Linked DNA regions of Homo sapiens: region 2 is linked to region 1. Evidence: chromatin loops called from intact Hi-C (ENCODE). Cell type or tissue: MCF 10A. All regions are shown on one strand. Links, peaks and the distances in the headings refer to the core of each region. The heading gives the core; the rest is flanking DNA. Region 1 holds the start of CALCB (calcitonin related polypeptide beta). Region 2 overlaps INSC (INSC spindle orientation adaptor protein).

Region 1 (10,267 bases), core at 2,954-7,953:
CTTTGGGTAAATTGATAAATCAACTGTGGCACAATGCAAGAATGTAATACTACACAGTAATAAAAAGAAGGAAGTAATTGATATATCCAATGACATGGATCAATCTCAAATGCCTTTTGCTGAGTAAAAGATAGACCAAAAAGCTACATGCATATGACATTCTCGGGAAGGCAAAACTATAGGGACAGAAAACAGAACAGTCATGATCAGAGGCTGAGGGTGGAAGGAGTGATTGACTGCAAAGGGGAAACATGGAAGAATTTGGGGAAGGAATAGAACTGCTTTATATCTCCATGGTGATGGTAATTGGATGACAATGTATTTTTCAAACTCATAGAATGGTATATCACAAAAAATGAACTTCTCTATATGTAAATTTAAAATCACATGTTTACTATGAAATACTAGGGCTGGGACTTTGCAAACCAACTTTTCCTCTGTCAGCTGAACCCCCTTTAGGCTCTGCTAATTGAAGGTCCTAAGAGGAGACAAGAGGCATCTGGAATAAAAAGAAACAGGTTCCTTCCAATTTCGACTTCTATTTCTGCTGGCATCACCCACAGAGATGCTCTACCCTGTCAGTGAGGTTGTTTCCAGTTTTAACTTTTGTTTTGTTTTTCCCTACTTCTAGAATAGCCTCAGAGATACAAGAGATACCCCCTCAGAGATACCAGCATCTGCCAGCTTCCCATCTTTGTGGTCTGAGAATCCTCCTGCAGGCTCTAGATCCTACTTACCTCCCTTCTTCTCTTTATTCCCATAGCCCCGAGGATGGTGGCCTCTTCCTATGGTTTCTATCTCTGAACTACCCTTTTCTTTCGCTTTGTCACTACACTAATACTGATTTAGCCAACTCCTTTTTAAAATTATTTCTGTTAAAATTACTCAGGTAGTTCCTGTTTTCCTGACTAGAGATTGACTAATAAAAAGCCAGTGTTTCCTATGCCCTACAAAGTACTACACGATCTGTCTTCGCCTTCATCTACTCTCTGGCCTCATCCCCTATTTCTTTTCCCAATCACTCACTCTAGATCCGATTGCTGATTCACAGGACTTAACTGTTAAACCTCACCACAGGGATGCAGAATGTAGAACTCTTTATTGGATAAATAACTTAGTCTCTCCAACAAATAAACAGCAAGGGGGAAAATAGATGAGGGAGGAACCTCTAATTTGTAAGAGCCTTAAATTAAAACTTATTATTAACCAGCAGCAATGTGAAGATTCAATTTGAGCCCTGGTTTCACATATATATAAATATATGTAAATTCTCCATCTTATCATTTATATTACATGATACATAGAGAATTTGAACCATGGCTGATGTGTAATATTAAAGAATTTTAAAATTATTGTAAATTTATTTTAGTTGTTAAATGAAATTGTGATTATATTTTAAAAGCCCTTCCCATTTGGAAATACGTGATGAAATATTTACTTATGGATATATTGACATGATAATACACTGGAGGAAGGGATATAGATGATATACAGACATAACAACAGTGGCAACTGATCATTTTTGAGGCCAAGAAATGGGTACAAAAAATTCATTATATTCTGTAAAGACTAGGTTGTTTTTATGTTTAAAATTTGTTATGCATCTCCAAAATCTGAGGGTCTACCTTATCAGGCAGCTAGGCCAAAGAATGGCTCACAAGTCTCTGAAAAACATCAGGAGCCACTGTAGAAAGGCCTATAGTGCAGTGATTTCCACTGTAAGCCCTGGAACCCAATACCTGGGTCTACCTCTATCTATCTGTGTGTGACCTTGGACTTCTCCCTGCCTCTGTTTCCTCAGAGGTGAAGGGACATGAATAATAGCATCTACTTCATGGTTTTGTCATGAAGATTAAATGAATTCACAGGTGTAAAGCACTGTTTTAAAATAATATCTGGCCCATACATAGTAAGCACTCAAAAATATTTATTATTATCATCATCATCATCATTATTATTACATAAGAAAACAAGTTGTAATGCATCACCAAGGTTTTGAAACAAATGTACCCAAAATATGCTTTTAATCTTGATGAAGTTCACAAATGGCACAATATTGACATTTTCTTAAACAAATTATACAATCATGTTCTTAGATAACAAGGCACAGCATCACCATTACCATGTGTCCTCGGAGACCACAACAGGCAGTGATTTCACGTCCCCCTAAGGTTTGGTGGAGCTGCATGATCAACAGGATGGCTCCGAAAGAACCAGTTTGCTACCAGATAAGTCAATGAGAGATGCCATCACTTTTACTGGACATAGAATTAAATATAAAAATGATGCACAGCAAATATGGAATTAGCTTATTTTGCATTCAGTTTCATTCCTTTCAAGTGACAAAGGTGCCCTTTTTTCAGTATCTTAGGATGCAAACATGTGTATCTTCCACGGGGCATTCTCACCAAGTTCTTACCAACAGAAATTAATAGAAATGGTGAGTTCAGTTTCATGATAACCTGAGATTAGGGGAAAAAAAGAAGAGGAGGGAGAAGAAGGGGAGGACAAAGGAGAGAAAAAGGAAGAAGATGAAAAGGAGAAGGAAGAGAAAAAAAGAAGTAGAAGACAAGTCATGAATAATCACAATTATTACTGAAAAAATACTAATTTACAGAAGTGTTTCTTTAAACAGCATTTATGAATTATGGTTATGAGAGGTAAGCAGGCTTGTAAGGCAAATGAAGACTAAAATAATTCAACTGCATCTATTAATCTTGGTAGTAGGTTATGATTACAGCTTATCCACCTGAATCTGTAGTCAAGGGTTGAGCCCTTTCTGAAACCAGCCTAATGAATGAAGACTGGCCCTGGTTAAGGTTTGCAGACCTCTCCCTTTCTGAATCCAGCAAGCTTTTTATTTTCTTTCCATTTCCCTTATCAGAAAAATGACACTACATCTCTGATGTCATTCTGACATCATGCTAGGTTCTAGAAAGAACTCACTGCCTCAGGAGGAACAATGTAACTGGACAGAAGGAACCTAAAGAACCTACCAGAGCAGAGGTTTTCAAAATGTAGGTTTTAACTCCAAGTCCCTTCCCCCTCTTATCCCATAGCATTAGGGTAGTTACCTTCTTCCTGGAGTCATTCATCTGCTCAGGCTTGAAGGTCCCTGCGGCGCCTGCCAAAGGCTTTGGAACCCACATTGGTGGGCACGAAGTTGCTCTTCACCATGCCCCCTGATCTGCTCAGCAAGCCTGCCAGCCGATGAGTCACACAGGTGGCAGTGTTGCAGGCTCTCTTCTGGGCAGCGGAGCTGATTTGCAAGATAGAGAAAGAAGAGAAGACCTGTGAGTGAAAAGCTGGGGGAGGAGCCTTCATGAAGAGAACTGCAACACTTCGACACACCACCTAACAGTAAGTGTTTCTCGAAAATGCAATTATCAAAGCTGTTAGGGGAAATGGCCTGGCAGTCTTCACCAGGAGCTCTGCCCAAAGACCATCATGAAAAGAAAGAAGAAAAAACAATTCCAAGCCACGGGGCACAGGCTGAAACCCTGCACTTACCATTCAAGGAGGAAGTGGGCAACGAGGCCCAGACCCACCCCAAGATACACGAGGAGTATACAGAGACCATACCCCAGCCACAAGCACCAACACTACCCATTACCACAGGAAAATGAAATTCCCTAAAGTCTTCAGAAGAAGCTCAGAGAACAGGGTTTGCAGCATCCTCTCCCAGAAGTACTTACCAGCTCCTTCACACACTGTTCTTGCTGCTTGAGCTGGGTCATAGTGATGACCCACCAAGCCCCATACCCAGCTACCCTGAAGCTAAGGCTACTTCTGAGCATAGGCACTGGACACCCTCAAGTCTGGATGTGGACCAGAGCAATGAGCACCGCAGCTCAGTTCCTTTTAGAAAAATAGATTGATTCATCTAATGCCAAGGCATTAAGGACGTGCTTATTTTATCGTAGTACATTTAGAAGCAGAAATTGGATGCCTCTGTCATAACACCCTCTACAGTCTCAAGAAGCTTCCCTTATTTTCTTTTATCTCTAATGTGTTCAGTAAGTCCTGCTGTCTTCCCTTCCATCCTGAGGTCTTCAAAACATTCTCTGTCATAAGCAAAAATACCAATACCAGCATGAAGACAAATCAGAGAGGAATCCACATGCATCAGGTTCATAAAGTGGAGCAAGAAGGGGAATCAGGAGAGTTGAGAGAAGTTCAGCTGCCATCTGGGGGACCCTGGAGTCGGGTAGTGGTCCCTCTGCAAGCTGTTGACTATGTCCCTATTCTTGCCAGGAATTTCAGGCCCGAAGTTGATGCCAGGGAACATATGAAAGTTTTTCAGGTACTGCAAGTATGTGCCCTGCAAGCAGGTACTCAGATTACTATACGCTACTTAAATCTAGGACTGCTCAAGCTGCAAGGGAAGGACATGCCAGACAGTACCATGCACTAGGGACTGTCCCCATGGGCAGTCACTCAGAAGGTTGGACCAGGCAGGGGACATGTCGAGTGGGAGCAGGTGGGGCAGGCAGGAGGGCAGCTCACACACACTCCATTAGGAGAGGTGAGAGGGTCAGTGGGCCAGGGCAGTGTAGAGAAGGGCTGAATGAGGAAGGATGATCTTTTCTGGTATTCCCATGATGTTCAGCCCTTCATGCTCAACAGAGAGGTTCTCGGGGTGAATGTAGGTGTGACACATGCCTCTGCCCAGCAGTGCTGGGAGCAGGCCAGGGGTTGGTCTCTGCTCAGGCTCAACATGCACAAGGATGTGGGTCTGGGAAACGGTGCTCTCCCTGGCCTCATGACAACATGCACATCTCCACAGAGCTTGCACATCTAAAGGCTCAAACCTACCTCAGACACTGCTCTGTCCCCACCCCCTGCAAGGGCTTCATCTTCACCTTGCAAATGTGAAATGAAGGCTTCTTGCAGGTATGAAAGAATGGCATGCACATGTGAAATTTCTAAAACTTTCTGAGATATTGGGTCTATTCCTGACTTCACCCTTACCAGTCTTAACTCATCCAATGCTAGGAGATCTCCCAGTACTGCAAGAGCAATTTCCACAGTGAACGATTCCACACCTCCCCATTTCATTTTCTATCAGTTTTCACAAATTGAGTTTTTTCTATGTCTAGAAAAAGCTTCTACATCTATGTTCTAACAGCTTTCAGAAACGGAGCTTTTTATTGTGTCTAACCACACACAGTCCCTCCAGGTGCACTGGGACCTCTGTCTCCCTTGGAACTTGAGAAAGGGAGCCTGCTGGACAAATCAGCTTGCTGGACCCCTTGCCAGTGTGTTCTCTCCTGCCTCTTGGGATCCACCTTCCTGTGTATGCTGCGGGGAGAGGAGTCCCTGTGCTGGGCGCTTGGGGAACCTCACCTGGAGCCCTGTGTCTCCTGCTCCTGCTTCAGCTCACTGGCCTTCATCTGCACATAGTCCTGCACCAGTGCAGCCAGCAGGAGGCGCGCGTCCTCTTTACTGAGTGTGGCCGGGTCTGGGCTGCTCTCCAGGGCAGACCTGTGGAAGGGAAGCAAACTCCTTGCAGGCTGTGAGCCCCTGACTGACCCTCCCCAGGATAGGCAGCCAGGCTTCCTGGTCTCTGCTTCTTCCCCTGGGGATGTGGCCACCGCGACTCCCAGGGGACGGGCATGAGGCCAGGGTCCACCTGTGGGCACTGATTCACCAGGAGCCACGCGTGACTTCAGAGGCACAGAGCTGTCTGGTCCTAGGGGCAGTGGGAGCAGAAGGCGCCTCTGGCTCCAGGCTGTCTCACCTGAATGGCGCCGCCTGGAGGCTGCCCGCCTGGTACAGGACCAAGATACTGAGAGCCAGGAAGGGGGAGAACTTCCGGAAACCCATGCCGCCTCTCTGTAAAGGAAGGATGACGTTACTACTGCACCAGCACAGATCTAGGTTCCAGTCCTGCCTCTGCCACAACTGCCATGTGACCTTAGGCACGTTACTTCAGCTGCCTGAGCCTCTGTTCCCTTCATTTGCAGGAAGGGCTGCTGTGAATCTCAAGAGACACATTGCAGTGAGTGAATGGCTTGATAGAGCGGAAAAAGGTGTCCTAGGGGAAGGGTGGAGAGAAAGGATGAATTTTGGTTCTGTTTTGTTGAAGGCCAGGGAGAAGCCACACGCGCCCGTGCACACAAACAGACACTTCTGCCCTGATTTATGCCTAAACCAGGCGTGGACGCACCTTGCTGTAGACCTGCTCTCCCCTTCTCGCCTTCTCCTCTGCTGGGCTTCGCGCCAACGCATGCGAGGGGAAGGTGGGAAGGGTGGATTGGAAAGGAGCGCTCATTTCTCAGTCTTGGAACTGGGAAAAATTTTTAACGTGCCAGTTACGGGTGTCTCAGGACTCGCCCGCAAAGCCAGCCCTCTGCCGGAGCGCGTTTTAGCAGCAGATGCTGAGCAGCAGCTCCGCGAGGTGAGCGCCCAGGGTTCTAGTCCGCTAACAACACTGCCTTAGATCCGGACCGGAATCCCGGGAAGGCTCACCAGGGAGGCGCCTCAGAGGAAAGCTCAGGGTTCCGACCTCCCGGGAACGAAACATGCTCCCGAAGGACAAAGACGGCGCAGGGCGCTCCCGGACCCAACTCTGCAGAATCCTGCGCTCAGCCAGGCCCCAACGCCAGGGCTGCAGACCCGCCTACCTCCGCTCGCTGCGCTTCCAGCGCCCACGCTGAGCCATGGGGATGCTTGGGCTCCTCTCGCACTGGTAGGAGAAACTGCCAGGACAACCCTAACCGCTCGCCTTCTACGGGGCCTGGAAGAGAGCTAGGACCACCGCTGTAAGGTAGGACCAGATGGCGGCGGAGAGGCAGACAGGCAGATGGAGCAAACTGGATGAACTAGTCGAAGAAGCAGGTTATTCGAGTGAGCGGAATGGGGAATGGGAAGTTCCTCACCTGGCGACTAGAGTTTCAGGGCAGCGCGAGCGGCCGGTCGACCCGGGATGAACACCACACCTGCTGTGGGCGCCTTCCCCGCGGAGACCCCGCTCTTATTACAGAGATAGCTGGAGGGGGGGGGTCCCCACCAGCCCGCGCGGCCAATCCAAAGTGGCCAGGACTAGCCAATCAAAGGACCGACCGAGCTCCGATTGCGTCATAGCTCGCACTGCCGGCACTGGTACTCTGGAGCGGGGGCAGTCCGCCCCGCTGTCATTTTTTTCATTGAGGTCATTGCTTGGGAAGCTGGAGAGCCTGGGAGAGGACAGAGATTTTTCAACTAAGAGTCGGGGCAAGTCGAGGAGAGTTTGGCGTCACCTACAGTGAGGGGCCAGAGCTGCTCTCACCTCCTTGGCTCCTAAATTCCTGCCTCGCACTCCCTCCTGTCACGCCAGTGAGGGACCCGAATCCAGCCACCCGAACCCCCAGCGAGGTTGAGCAGTAGTAGTCCTGGGTTCTAAAGGGACCACAGCTGAAAGAGCCCACGGCAGGGAAGGAGGGGGGGGGAGGGAAAAGGGGAGGGAGGGGTCCTCAAAATTTGATCTTTTTGGACCACCTGGGGTGCTTCCCTGGATATCCTCCGACCCCTCGAGCCCTGGCAACCTGGGCACCCAAAGAAGGCTGTTTTGGTGCCAGTCTGGCAGCCAGCCCTTCTCCACCTCACTCCTCTGGGACGGGCAGGAGCCGAAGAGAGGTTGGGGAGAGGGCTAAACTGACATAGCCTGCATACAAGGCTCAGCATCCACCTCCTCCCTCTTCCCCTATATCCCCAAATCCTCGACCGCGGGTCCAGCATCCCCCACGCCAAGCCAGGACCCTCCACTGCTGCGCCGAAGTTGGCTTACACAGCTGCCCTGCAACTCTGCCACCTGTTTGCCAAGCTGCCTGGCGGAGATGGTCTATGCCCGGGTCTCTATCTCTCTCGTTCCACACCCCTACCCCACTTCGCTGAAGCGCCTGAGAGCTGAGCGCGCTGGGGTCCAGCTGCCACCCACGGAGGGGAGCAGGTGCTGCAGCGCGAGAGTCAGCCTGAGAATTTTCACACAAGTTCCACTCGCGACTACAGACCAGCCAGTGCGCGCATCATCACTCACATGGCAGGACCCCCACCACACGCTCTGCCTTCTGCATTCACAGACAGTCCATCAGACAGCCAGCACTCACTGGAACAGATGCGCCCTCACCAGCTGCTCCGAAAAGGGAGCGTGCGCAGGAACCCAAACTAACCACACCCATACCCGAAAGCAACCCCGTGTGTTTCTGTTTCCAAAAACAGGCGTGTTTTATGCAATTGGGGGTACATACTGTCCCCTAAACATGCACACCGACACATGCACGTCCACGCACACAAACTCGGCCTATCCATCTTTTCTGAAGGAAAGCCGGGTTCTGGGAGTCGGCACTGCCAGCTCTTCTTGCTCCCGGGTTCCAGGAGAAGATCCCAGCTTTGGCAGAATAGGCTAGGAAGGAGCTGGGGGTAGGGGCGATGGCAAGAAAGAAAGGGGCGCCTCTCACCACAGCCCCCAGCCCCGGGCCTCCGGTTCGCTCTCTGACGCTTGGCAGCAGCGACCCTAAATAAGTCCGCCGGCGCCCACTGCACTCCTGGAGAGCATTCGGGAAAACTTGCTGGAGGCTGCCGGGCAGGAAGCAAAGCCAGAGGCTGGCGGAACCCCTGCAGGTGATGCTCACTGTTTCTGCGGGTCAGAAAAAAGTTCAGGGGATATCTGTCTAGGCCCTCTGGGTCCTTTTCTTGTGGCAGGACCCAGCTGGTGGGACTAGGGCGGGTTGGCCTCCAGCACCCGTGCAATGGAAACTCCAGGTAACACCCACGAAGAATCGGGACCGCTGACTCGGGTGACTGCCGCCCGGCCTGCAACTCAGATGCGCAGCGTGCACTGAGGCAGGGTGACCTGCAGTCGCCCCCTCCCCTGGGAAGGCAGTCAGAACTGTTCTAGAAGTAGCTCCGGCCTGTGGCGGACTCGAAGTAAGGCAGGAGGACTTCCAGGACCTTTGTAGTACCACACCAGGAACTGCAGCTCTCTAAGGAGTATTTCTATGTATGCGAAGGTTCTCTACGTCTAGACTGTTGGATGCGCTTTTGTGTTTTTGGTTCTGCTTTGTTTTTTAATTTTTAATTTGTGTAAGTTCATACTAGGTGTATACATTTATGGGGTTCATGAGATGTTTTGATACAAGCATACAATGTAATAATCACATCATGGAGAATAGGGTATTTGTCCCCTCAAGCATGTATCCTTTGTGTTACAAACAATCCAATTACACTGTTTTAGTTATTTTTAAATGTACAATTAAGTTATTATTGACTATAGTCACCCTGTTGTGCTAGCAAATGGTAGGTCTTATTCATTCAATTTTTTTTGTACCCTTTAACCATTCCCATCTCCACCATCACCACCCATTACCCTTCTCAGCCTCTGATAACCATCTCTACTCTCTAGGTCCATGAGTTCAACTGTTTAGATTTTTAGATGGTGGGCTCGCTTTTGGAAACAATGAGGGACACCAAGGCGGCCTTCACTTGGGAGCCCTTTTTCCAAAAACCCTGCAATTCTAGGGGAGACTTCTGTGTCCCTCTCCCTGATTCCAGCCCAGATAAATGGCTGCCTAGTGGACAGGCAAAGTTTGGAGGTGCTACCTGCATGAGGGTTGTGCCCTCTGCCCCACTTCTTCCTCGGCCACTACCACCCTCTCTGAGGTCTGGCAGAACTGGTAGCCCAGTAGTTCTGGGAAGCACCACTCTTCGCAGGGCCCTTGGGCCAGCCTGGCAGGAGAGGAAAGGAAGCTGAGTAGGAAAGAAAATCTGGAAGACCCCAGAACTTGGAGTGGCGGGCTCCCCAGCCTGTCTATGTTATCAGTGGTGCACAAGGCCCAGGAAGCAAGCTGGGAGCTCAAGAGGAGTCATAATTGGTGTTTGGCCTCCCAAGAAGCCCAGAAATATTATCTGAAGGGAAATTTGAACCTTTGGAACTGGCACTCAAAAGCTGGCACTATCTCCAAAGGCCAGGTCTGTGTCACTAGGACTTTTCTGAAGTATTTGGACAGATGGCCATACTGCTATTGTTGTGGGAAGTCAGGGACCCTGAACGGAGGGACCAGCTGAAGCCATGGCAAAAGAACATAAATTCTGAAGATTTCATGGACATTTATTAGTTCCCCCAATTAATACTTTTATAATTTCTTACGCCTGTCTTTACTGCAATCTCTGAACATAAATTTTGAAGATTTCATGGACATTTATCACTTCCCCAATCAATACTCTTGTGATTTCCTATGCCTGTCTTTACTTTAATTTCTTCATCCTGTCATCTTCGTAAGCTGAGGAT
Region 2 (10,267 bases), core at 3,337-8,336, 130 kb before region 1:
ACAATTAAACAGAATCACGGGAATGCACTGAAAACGCAGCCATAGGAGCAGGAGAGTGACCTAGAGATGCTCAAATTTTCTCTTTCTTTCTGTCCTTCCAGACATCTAAAGGCTGCAGGAAAATACATGATGAGTGGGAATCACAAAGTGACTGGCATCCTGCTCATTGATCTAGGCAGGATGGACCTGTTCATCCAGGGTATAGTTAGAGGGCAAATTCAATTATAATCAGAAAGGGGAGCAAGGGTCACATCCAAGGAAGCAAAGACAAGTGACAGACCAAGGGAAAGGGCAAAGCATTTCATGGAATAAATAAACCCATGGGTCAGAGGCAGAATGCTAATGTGGACTGTACACCAGATAGGGACAAGGTTCAGGATGACGTCTGCAACAGTCTAAGAGGTTAATTAAAGGCTCCCTTTATACAATGAGGTGTTTGTTTTATGGCGTGGTGATAGAGCTGAGAGCTCCATAGAAAGCTGCAGAAGCTAAAACAGGCCTTCAGGATGATAATATTATCCTCCTCCAAACTAATATATCCCAGCACTCAACTTCTTTTGCTACGTCAAACAAGAATCTTTAGTTAAAAGTTAAATGGAAAAATACAAATATTCATATGTAATATGGAATGAAACAATGAATGAAAGGGATTATACAACCAGTTTGGCAGGCAAGTCAGTGAGGTAGAGAGAGAGAGAGACATATAGGCAGAGAAAGCAGGGATGAGTAATTAAGGTGGAAAGCAATTATGGATTGAGTAACTTAAGAGTATATAGAGTAAATAATTTCCCTGTTAGGCAGATGATTTTCCTTATAGCTGATTTTCAAACAGATGCTCTGAAGGTGCTTTGGGGGTGGATTTCCCTTTGGGCTAGGGTTACTAGGCATGTGCTGATAAGAAAATATCAAGTTTTCAGCAAAGCACTACTGGGCACAGCTGGGATCTGAATTGTACCCAACCTGCTTCTAGATCAGTGGTCCTCAGCCTGGTTCTTAGATGATTCGAATCATCTAGGACAGTCTTAAAGACACAGATATCCAGACTTTACCACCAGAAATTTGAATTTAATTGGTCTGTGGTGGAGTCTTGGTATCATTAGGGTTTTATTTTTGTTTTTGTTTTTTTGAGACAAGGTCTCACTCTGTCGCCCAGGTTGGAGTGCAGTGATCTGCCCGCCTCGGCCTCCTAAAGTGCTGGGGGTATCATTAGTTTGTAAAACTTAAAGTATAATTAAAAAAAAAAAACTCCTCAAGTAACTCTCATGGACATCCTGAGTTGAGCAGCACTGTTCTAGAGATATCTGTAATACAAGGAAGTTGCACAACCTTCACAGCGAGAAAAGCCTGGGCTCCTTGCTGACTTGGTGAAATGAGCAAGTTATCCACCTTCTATGAGCCTCATTTTTAATCCTTAAAATAATAATGGTATCATACTTAATAATAAAATAATAAGTTAAATGTTGACAGCTTTTTCCCTGAAATCAGTAACAAGGTAAAGATACCCATTATCACTGCTCTCATTTAAAACCATACTGCCCAATGCAATCAGACAAGATATGCAAAAATAGAAGGATTGAAAAAGTAGAGGCAAAACTGTCATTATTGACAGATGACATAATTGTGTACATAGAAAACTCTAATGAATCTATACACTATTAAAAACAGTAAGTAAATATAGCAAGCAAGATTACTGGATACAATATCAAACTTGTATTTTTTATGTATTACCAACAACAGAAAATAAAAATTAAAAAACACCATTTACATTTGCATGAAATCATAACTAGGAATAAATCTAAAAAAGATGTGCAAGATGCCAGCACTAAAAACTCAAAATATTGCTGAGAGAAATTAAAGACAGTTTGTATGATGTAGAGAGATGTACTCTGTTCATTGATTAGAATATTACACATTGTTTAAGATGTCAATTTCTGGCGGGGCCCAGTGGCTCACGGCAGGGCCCAGTGGCTCACGCCTGTAATTCCAGCACTTTGGGAGGCTGAGGTGGGCGGATCACCTGAGGTCAGGGAGGCTGAGGTGGGCGGATCACCTGAGGTCAGGAGTTCAAGATCAGCCTGGCTAACACGGTGAAACCTGTCTCTACTAAAAATACAAAATTAGCTGGGCGCGGTGGCACACACCTGTAATCCTAGCTACTCAGGAGGCTGAGGCAGGAGAATCGCTTGAACCCGGGAGGCGGAGGTTGCAGTGAGCTAGAATCGTGCCACTGCACTCCAGCCTGGGCGACAGAGTGAGACTCCATCTCCAAAAAAAAAACTATGTCAATTTCCAAAAATTTAAATTTTTAAAAACCCCAATCATTTCAGCAGGTATTTTTGTGGACATTGACAAGCTGATTCTAAAATGTATATAAAACTGTAAAGAAATTAAGAATTACCAAGATAATCTTAAAGAAGAACAAAGTTGGTTAATTTATGTTACCAAATAGAAAAATGTATTAGACTATAGGGGCCCCGTGCTCTATTGGCACAAGATGAACAAAAAGGCTAATGGAACAGAAAAAAAAAATCCAGAAACAGACTCATGCATGTATCACTATTTAAAAAAAAAAGAAAAAGGTATCACTTCAATTCAGTGCTGAAAGTACAGTCTTTTCAATAAACAGTGCTGGCTCAATTGGGTATCCATATGGGAAAAAAATTGACCTTGAACACCATTTTAAAATTAGGTTGAAATATATCATAAGCCAAAATTTTAAAGGCAAAACAATAAAGCTCCTAGAAGAAAATTAGGAGAATATTTTCATAATTTTGGAAAAATCAATGATTTCTTAAATGGACGCAAGCAGCACCGACTACAAAAGAAAAGGTCAATAAATTGAATTTTAACAAAATTAAGCATTTCTATTTATCAAAAGACACCATTAAGAGAATAAAAAAACCTACCACAGGCTGATAATATGTATCTTAAGAGAATTTATATGTAGAACGTGTTTTTCAAAGTTTATACATCAATAAGAAAAGACAAACAACCCAGTGTTTTAAAAATGGGCAAAAGACTCAGCCCTACATTTCACAAAAGATGATAACCAAATGGCCAGTAAGGATGTGAACAAGTGTTCAAAACCATTACTCATCAGGAAAATAAAAATTGAAACCATAATAAGAGAGGACGGTACACTCAAGTTGGTCACAAGCAGAGCACTGTATGTCCAGCTATTACAAATCTCCAAATAACTTGGTTTGTATTTTTGAAGTAGCCCAAAGAGAGAACGAAACACTCCTTTGGAAATTGATTGTCCATTAGCTGGGCTTGTGTCTTTCCAGCTCTTCTCCCTTTCTCTTCCTCCAGTAAGTCTCTTCCCCTTTTCTTATCCTCCTTCCTTCTCCCTGTCTCTCTTTATCTCTGTGGGTGACCAGAGGACCCACCACTTGCCGGCAGCAGGTTGTGGGTGATGGTTCTAGTTCTGGGCTTTGAGGGCTGGCCTACTGTCCATGCTGCACTGTCAGTGCCAGACTGTTCCCAGAAGTGGATCCTGCCTACCAAATTCTACCCTAAACCTTCACAGTGTATCATCCTTTCAATCCTCCCTCCACCCCACCAGCCCAAGCAACCTCCTTTACCCTGCTCCCCTCCAAACTAGCACTTGCCCCACTCCAGAAGCACTCAGGGGTGGCTGAGAGTGCCACCTCTGTACCTTGTCCCATGTCCTAGGCAATCTTTGCTTCCCTGTGAGCACGGCCTCCCTTCTCCCCAGCAACAGCACTGTGTTTTCATCAGACTTCTCATTTATTTTCTGCTCTCACCAGATTCTTTGGGACCAGCTAGGAGATACACAACAACTTTACCCTGCTAAGCCTGCTGCATCCCACTCCACCACACACACACACACACACACACACACACACACACACACACAAACTCTCAAATGCAGAGCTCCATCTAAGAATTCACAGGCACCCAGCTCTCTTCTAACAACTCCTGGAAGAACACCACCCACTCAACACAACCCAAACCCACAGAACAGGCATGTCTGTAGCCCACAGAACAGGCTAGAATTCCTAGCCCTGCCAGCTAAACATCTAACTTTTGTTCATCACATTACATCTCACAAAATTACTTCATATGCCACAGGATACCAGCAGAACTAGGAATCCCATCAAATGAGAAAATTGAGGCTCATAGGGATTAGAAAACTTCCCTGTGGTCACTTAGCAAATCAGTGGCAAATGAAGAACTTGTCCCAGGATCTCTTCACTAACATCAAGCCTGCTGAACTTTACCCAGGAAACATAGCCAGCCTCAAAGGGCTTCTACTCATCTGACTTATCTCAGGCTGACTTGCAGAGCTCATCTTGGCCCACCAACCTCCCTAAGTCTCTTTGAGACCTAAGAACTTGGGCTTAGGGCCATTAGAATTAGGAGACGGGCAAAGCCGGTGCAAATTGCCAGGGCTAAGTGGTGCAAACAGGGGCTCAGGGCAAATTCCATTCTGTCCTTATTGAGGGACCCTATGATGTTTATACTCCCCCAACTCCCACCCCTCATCAGGGTCTGAAACTGATCACAGCATCCTGCCATGCTGTTTCAAGTGAAGTCAGACATTCTGCATTCTGGTCTCAGCCCTGTGGTTGATCTCGGGAATGTGGGTGTGCACATCATTTCACCTCTCTGGGCCTCTATTTTCTCATCTGCAATGAGGAAGAACGAACCAGAAATCTTCAATTGGTATTTATTTGGTTTCATAGCAAACATTATTCACCTGTGTGTGCAAACCACTTCCCTGATGGACTAAAGAAGTGGGTGAGATAGTGTCTCTTGGTGGGGAAGCCAAGGCAGAGGTTTGAGGTCAGGCAGTGTGGGATACGCTTCCAGAGCAGTACCACATACTGTGTGAGCACCAAGGAGGGAGGATCACAGTCGGGAAGGAGGTCCAGAGGAGGCCTTAGAGCGAGATGTCAACAGTGGAGGTGAAACTCTCATTGGGACACCCAGCACAGGCAGAGGCTCCAAGGCAAGGAGGCCCCAAAGACCTTTGGTGGAGAAATTTGGTGGGAAGGGGAAAATAACTCACATCTATGGAGCATTGACTTGTATCATCTTCACAACCTGCAAGGCAGGGATTGACACTTCACTTTCACCTGTGATGAAATGGGGCTCAGAGGGGTGCAAGGTCACACACACAGTGAATAAGTGGTAGAGCTGGGCACCAAACCCAGGCTTGTTTACCAAAGGGGCAATGTGCTGGAGGCAGCTTGCTCAGAGGGCACCTTCAGTGCCAGGCTGAGGGGTTTGGATTTTGTCCAGTGGGAACTAGGAGGCCTAGGAAGATTTCCACTCCAAGAACACACAGGACAGACTCTCTGGGGAAATCTGGAAGTTAGATACATGTTGGAATGAAAGATTTGCCTACATCATCGGAGGCTGGCTCAGTAGGAAAAAGCCCTCACTGCCCTGAATTTGTAAACCTCCCCTACTCCCCCACTCACTCCGCCCCACACACTGGCCCTGACTGTTGGTCCTGGAGCCCAGAGACCACCAGCCTCAACAGCCCCAGGAGAAGCCTACCCCAGGCAGCCTGATGGAGCGGCCACTGGTGTTCTTATCCACCAGGGGTCGCTGTTGCACAGCACATGGGGTCCCACCGAGCCTCTGCGGATGGAGCCTGCTCCTGCAAACCCACTGCTGCACTTAGGCACCTGGACTGCCTGGCAGCCCCATCCCTTCTCCAAACTCAGGTTGGACCTGGCGGGAAAGGCGCAGTCCCCGAGCCTTCCTTCAGTCTGGAAAGTACTGGCCCATAATCTCAGCCTAGGTCTTTGTTAGAAGGGGAGAGGGCAGGTGGGGCAGTGTGGCTAATTTAGTTCCTGCCTCTTTGCATCCTGGCCTCCTTAAGTGCCCCCACCCCAGCCATCAAGACAGACAGACAGGAGCCTTGGTATGTCGAAAGTGAACAAGCCACAGTCCCTCTGAGAAGGCTCAATCATGGGCCCTGCCCCCTTGCAAGGCTGGGAAGAGTGACAATGACAGTGCCAGCCTCAGTTCCTTTCTGCCTGTCAGCCAGAGTCACAGCACAGCTAACCTGGGACCCTGGGCCTCTCTGCAAAGCCTTAGCCCATTCCCATGGGAGTTGAAGGCTAGTGTTTGGGGGTGTGAGGAGTGGAGGAAGCTGATAATCCTAGATGGGTTGAGTGCCAAAGAGAGGTGAAGAGGCATCTGCGACCTTCATTCAGAGGCATTCTCTCTCCCTCTCTCTAAAAGCTATTCCTAGGTAAGAAGGGATTGCAAGACAAATTAAGCAAAGATTTTTTTGCCTTGCATTCACAGCCCCTCTGTCTCTATCCAGCCTGGCTTATATATTAGAACCAACTCTAGCAAGAAAGTAGTAGCTTTGCTTTGGGATCTGCACACTATGACACCATTCACCTAATGGGACCAGGGGGCACACTTAGGATTAGGAGCAAAAACGCAGGGTTCTCAGTCCAGCCTCTGTCCCTCCCAGTATCTCTATCCTTTCCAGCCTCAACTTGCTCTTCTGTAAATAAGATGGAGGTGACCATCTCTCCCTGCCTTCCTTACAAAATGACCGTGAAAAGCAAATGGGCATAATGGTGAGAAAAACTGATTAAAGTGAGGTTTTTTTGCTTGTTTGAATTTTTTATTTATTTTTTGCAAAAATTAACTATTTATGACCATCTGCAATTATACAGGGAGCAGACAGTGGAGACAGACCCCTGTAAAACAGCAGCTGGGGCCACAGAGCCTCCCCACCATTCCCGCTTGCAGCCCACTCCCTCCTGCCCAGGGCCTCTGGGATTTCAAGAGCTCAATATAGGCCTCCCTGTCTTCATCTCTCTTCCAGCCCAGCACCTCAGCTGTCAGGGCCTATTGATTCCAAGAAGCTGCCCCAGGAAATGAGGGTGGGGCGTGAAGGAGCTGCATGGAGACAGGCAGCAGTTTTCCAGCTCTTGCCCTTGGTGATTTTCTTCTTGGACTTGAAATTGAGCCGTCCTCCCCGCTCTCCCCTCATCTTTAATTTCTGTATTGATTTTCATTAAACTACCCCCTTGGCTCCAGCACAGAGTGAACTAACTCGTTATTTGAAAAAATAAAATAAAAGGGAGGAGTGAGAATAAAAGGATGCTTTTTGAAAGTGAGGCCGTCTCTGGTCTTTCAGTTCTGGAAAAGACAATGACCAGAACTGTCCTGAAGGTTGTCTGAGCCTTGGGCTTTGAGTGCCCCCCACTCCTTTTGGCCACAGACCTGTAGCTTCCTATCCCTAACATCTCCAGCCCCTCATCTGGACCATAGTCCGCAGTCCAGCTCTAGTCTCCAGCCCCCTCCAACCCCATCCTGGCCTGGCCCCATCCAACCACAATCAATCCCTGAACCAGCAGTGCCCTGACCTTCCCCTTCACCACTCAGAGTACCTGGCACCCTGCCATGGTCATTGCAAAATCCCCAATAACCAGGTCCTTTGGGGGCAATGTGAAGTTTTCCCCAGACCAGCCTGGAAAAGTAGAGACAAATGGGCATGGGAGGAGGAAAAGGAAACAGACACAGGCAGAGTGCTTTCTCCACGCAGGCACCATTGCTGCAAGACCCACCCATATTGCTTCATTGCATCACCATAGCAGCCCTATAAAGAAGGTGGGAGTCCCATTTTACAGAAGATGAAGCTGGGATTCAGACAGGAGAAGTGACTTGCTCCCTCACCTCTCTTCATTCTTCCCCAAACCCTGCAGTCCTCCCCCTTGGTAATGCCAGTTCACCTTGCCAGCTCCAGTCCTCCAGGAAGGCCACCCTCAGCAGTCCACCCTGACCAGGCTGGGTTCATCTGCTCTCGCTGGACTGTGTGGCTCTGGGGCCCTTACTCCCTCCTTGGCCCTCATTTTCTCCCTCTAGTCTTCTCCCAAGTGAGGTCCAGAGAACACTGCCTTCTCCTTGGGGCTCCCCCAATTCACTGAACACAAAGACCCTGGAAGACTTGGAGACTTGGAGCCCCATTGGGTGGCTCCCTGCTGGGGTGGCTCCCTGCTGTGGTGTCCCCTCTGCCCCTGCCCTTGTTAAGACTGCTTTCCTCTGGTCTGCCTGGGAGCTCCTCCCTGGCCCTTCTGGGCCCAGCTTCATTGCCTCTTTGGTGCTGCCTACACCGGCAACCCCACCAGAGGTGGGGCCTCCTGCTTATAGCCTCTGATGGCCATGGGACAGCCCTTACCACTGTCTGTCCTGCTGGGCCTCTCCCCCTTCAGCCATCCTGGGAAGCAGGGAGCCTGTCTCTTCTCCAGAACCCAGCATAGGGGTAGGGAATGAGGAGTGATGTCAGATGAAGACACAGGGAAGGAAGGACAGATGTCCTGAAGCTTAGGATGCAGGGAGGCTGCAGCCCAGATGAACCAGACCTCCACGTGACAGCTCTGAAAAGAAAGAATGAGGCCTCAAAACGCCTGTCAGACACTTGTGGAGAGGCCTTTGCTGTGTGTTGGCATCTTGCCTCCATCCCTGCTTGTTGGGTGTCTGTGTCCGTCCCTTGCCCAGGCCAACACAGAGAACCTGGCTCCCAGTCCTCTGCAGTCCCTGCCTCAGAAGGACCAGCTATCCCCAGGTAGCAGAGGAAAGAGCAGGAGTTTAGAACCAGCCAGACTTAGGTTTGCATCCAAGCTCTACATTCATGACTGAGGAAACACTGTCTCGGAGTCTCAGTTTCCTCGTCTGTTAAAGGGAAAGACTGTGAGGACTCATCCCCCCTGGACCACCCAACTTCTCCATGTGTGCACTTCACTGCAACTTTGACCAGGCCAGCCCCTCTCCCACATGCCAGCCCTCCCTTCCCCACCAGACCCTAACCTTCCATTCATTTTCAAAGTCCAAGTGATTAGCATTATACCTGCCACAATCACAGTAGCCACCATTTATTCGCTGTCTACTCTGTGCCAAGCATCATATTACTATACATGAGGTAGATTTTATAGGCTCATTTTACTGATCAAGGAACTGTGCTAAGCAAATCCCCCAGGATAACATATCCAAGCTCACAGTGAGAAAAATCTGTTCAAACCCAGGATTGCCTGATTCTCCAAGTTCTCAGTCTCTCCACTGTAATAGGCTGCTTCAGTGATAAAAGAAGGAATTCATAGAGTGAATTAGTGGTGGACTTCGTGAGAGAACAAATGAGTGAGTAAGTTTACTTATTTTTTATTTTATTTTACTTTTAAGAAACAGGGTCTAGCTATGTTGCCTAGGCGAGCCTGGAACCCCTGGCTTCATGCATTGCTCCTGCCTCACCCTCTTAAAGCACTGGAATTTGAGTGAGTTTAAAAGTAAGTGAATGACTGACTGGCAAACAGAAGGAATGAAGAAGCAGAGACGAAGTGACTTCCCGTGAGTGAATGAATGAGACCATGACTGAATCTATGACCACAAAAGTCCCCCAAACCCAGCAAGGCTCAGGCATGACACAGCAGCAATTGGGATGGATGCAGTGACCTGTCTAGACCCACAACTCCGCTGGGGGCTGTGCAGGATTTAATGAACCTCTTCACGGTTGAAGGAAAGGAGGGGGAAGCTGCACAACAGAGACGAATTTCACCAAATCCAGCACGTTTCCCACTGCCAATTAATTAAGCGAACCTCAGTGAGAAGGCCAGGCCAGTAAATCAGGCGGAGAAGGCTGGAACTTTGATGTGATCTAATTTGGCCACGAACCATGCCCGGTGAGTGGGTGGCTGGCAAGAGCCCCAGGGAACCACACTTCCCCACTCCACCTTCACTCACCTGTCACTCTGTGGTTTCTACAATCCGGCCTGTGCCTGGTCTTCACCATCTTCCATCCTCAACACTGACAATGGCCAACCTCACCAGAGCCTCTGTGGGCAGTGCTGAGCAGCCCAGCTCACAGAGGGTGGCAGGCATGGACAGAACCCAGGGAGGGGGTGTGGGTGGAGGGTGGGAGAGATTAAGGACCTCATGGGTGTCTCTAGAACTTCTCCCAACTTTGGAAGCAATATGATATGGAGGAAAGGAGCATGGAAACTGGCCTCACAATATCAGATTTTGAGTCCTGGGTCTGCACAATTGTTAACAGCCCAGGCTGGCTCTGGCCCAGCAGAGCTGGAATTACATTACTGCCTGGGCTACTTTTTAGCTATGCGCCCTTGAGCAAGTGGCTTCGCGTCTCTGAGTCTCCCTTTCTTCTGTAAGCAGTGGAGATATAACAGGATGGCAAGGAATAAATGACTTGATGAAAGGAGGGGCTTAGCAAAGTGCTTGCCCAAAGCAAGTATTCGATATATGTTAGTTATTGTTC

Evidence for each region. Hi-C counts contacts between places; a loop is a spot of excess contacts. Peaks named below come from ENCODE experiments on the same cell type or tissue, not always from the same donor. Only the 100,000 strongest peaks of a DNase experiment are listed, where the experiment ranks them.
Region 2: a loop joins it to region 1, with 8 times the contacts of the local background. A loop is called at or near these places in 2 of 110 quality-filtered maps.

The regions. Positions count from the first base shown.
Region 1 is chr11:15,070,278-15,080,544 of GRCh38, reverse strand. It overlaps CALCB (calcitonin related polypeptide beta), which reads right to left and starts at 6,952. Exons shown (of 5, transcript NM_000728.4): 1 at 6,882-6,952; 2 at 5,741-5,835; 3 at 5,347-5,484; 4 at 3,075-3,259; 5 at 1,908-2,462. The coding sequence starts at 5,826. The coding sequence ends at 3,100. RefSeq lists a silencer at 5,457-5,506 and an enhancer at 5,549-6,050. In MCF 10A, for the core only: a CTCF peak has its summit at 5,429 (motif pointing right); DNase peaks (open chromatin) are centred at 5,444 and 5,724.
Region 2 is chr11:15,204,119-15,214,385 of GRCh38, reverse strand. The region is part of intron 7 of INSC (INSC spindle orientation adaptor protein); the gene reads right to left. Among named protein-coding and RNA genes, the nearest start is that of INSC, 94 kb to the right of the region's middle. RefSeq lists a silencer at 5,576-5,625. In MCF 10A, for the core only: a CTCF peak has its summit at 5,564 (motif pointing right); a DNase peak (open chromatin) is centred at 5,595.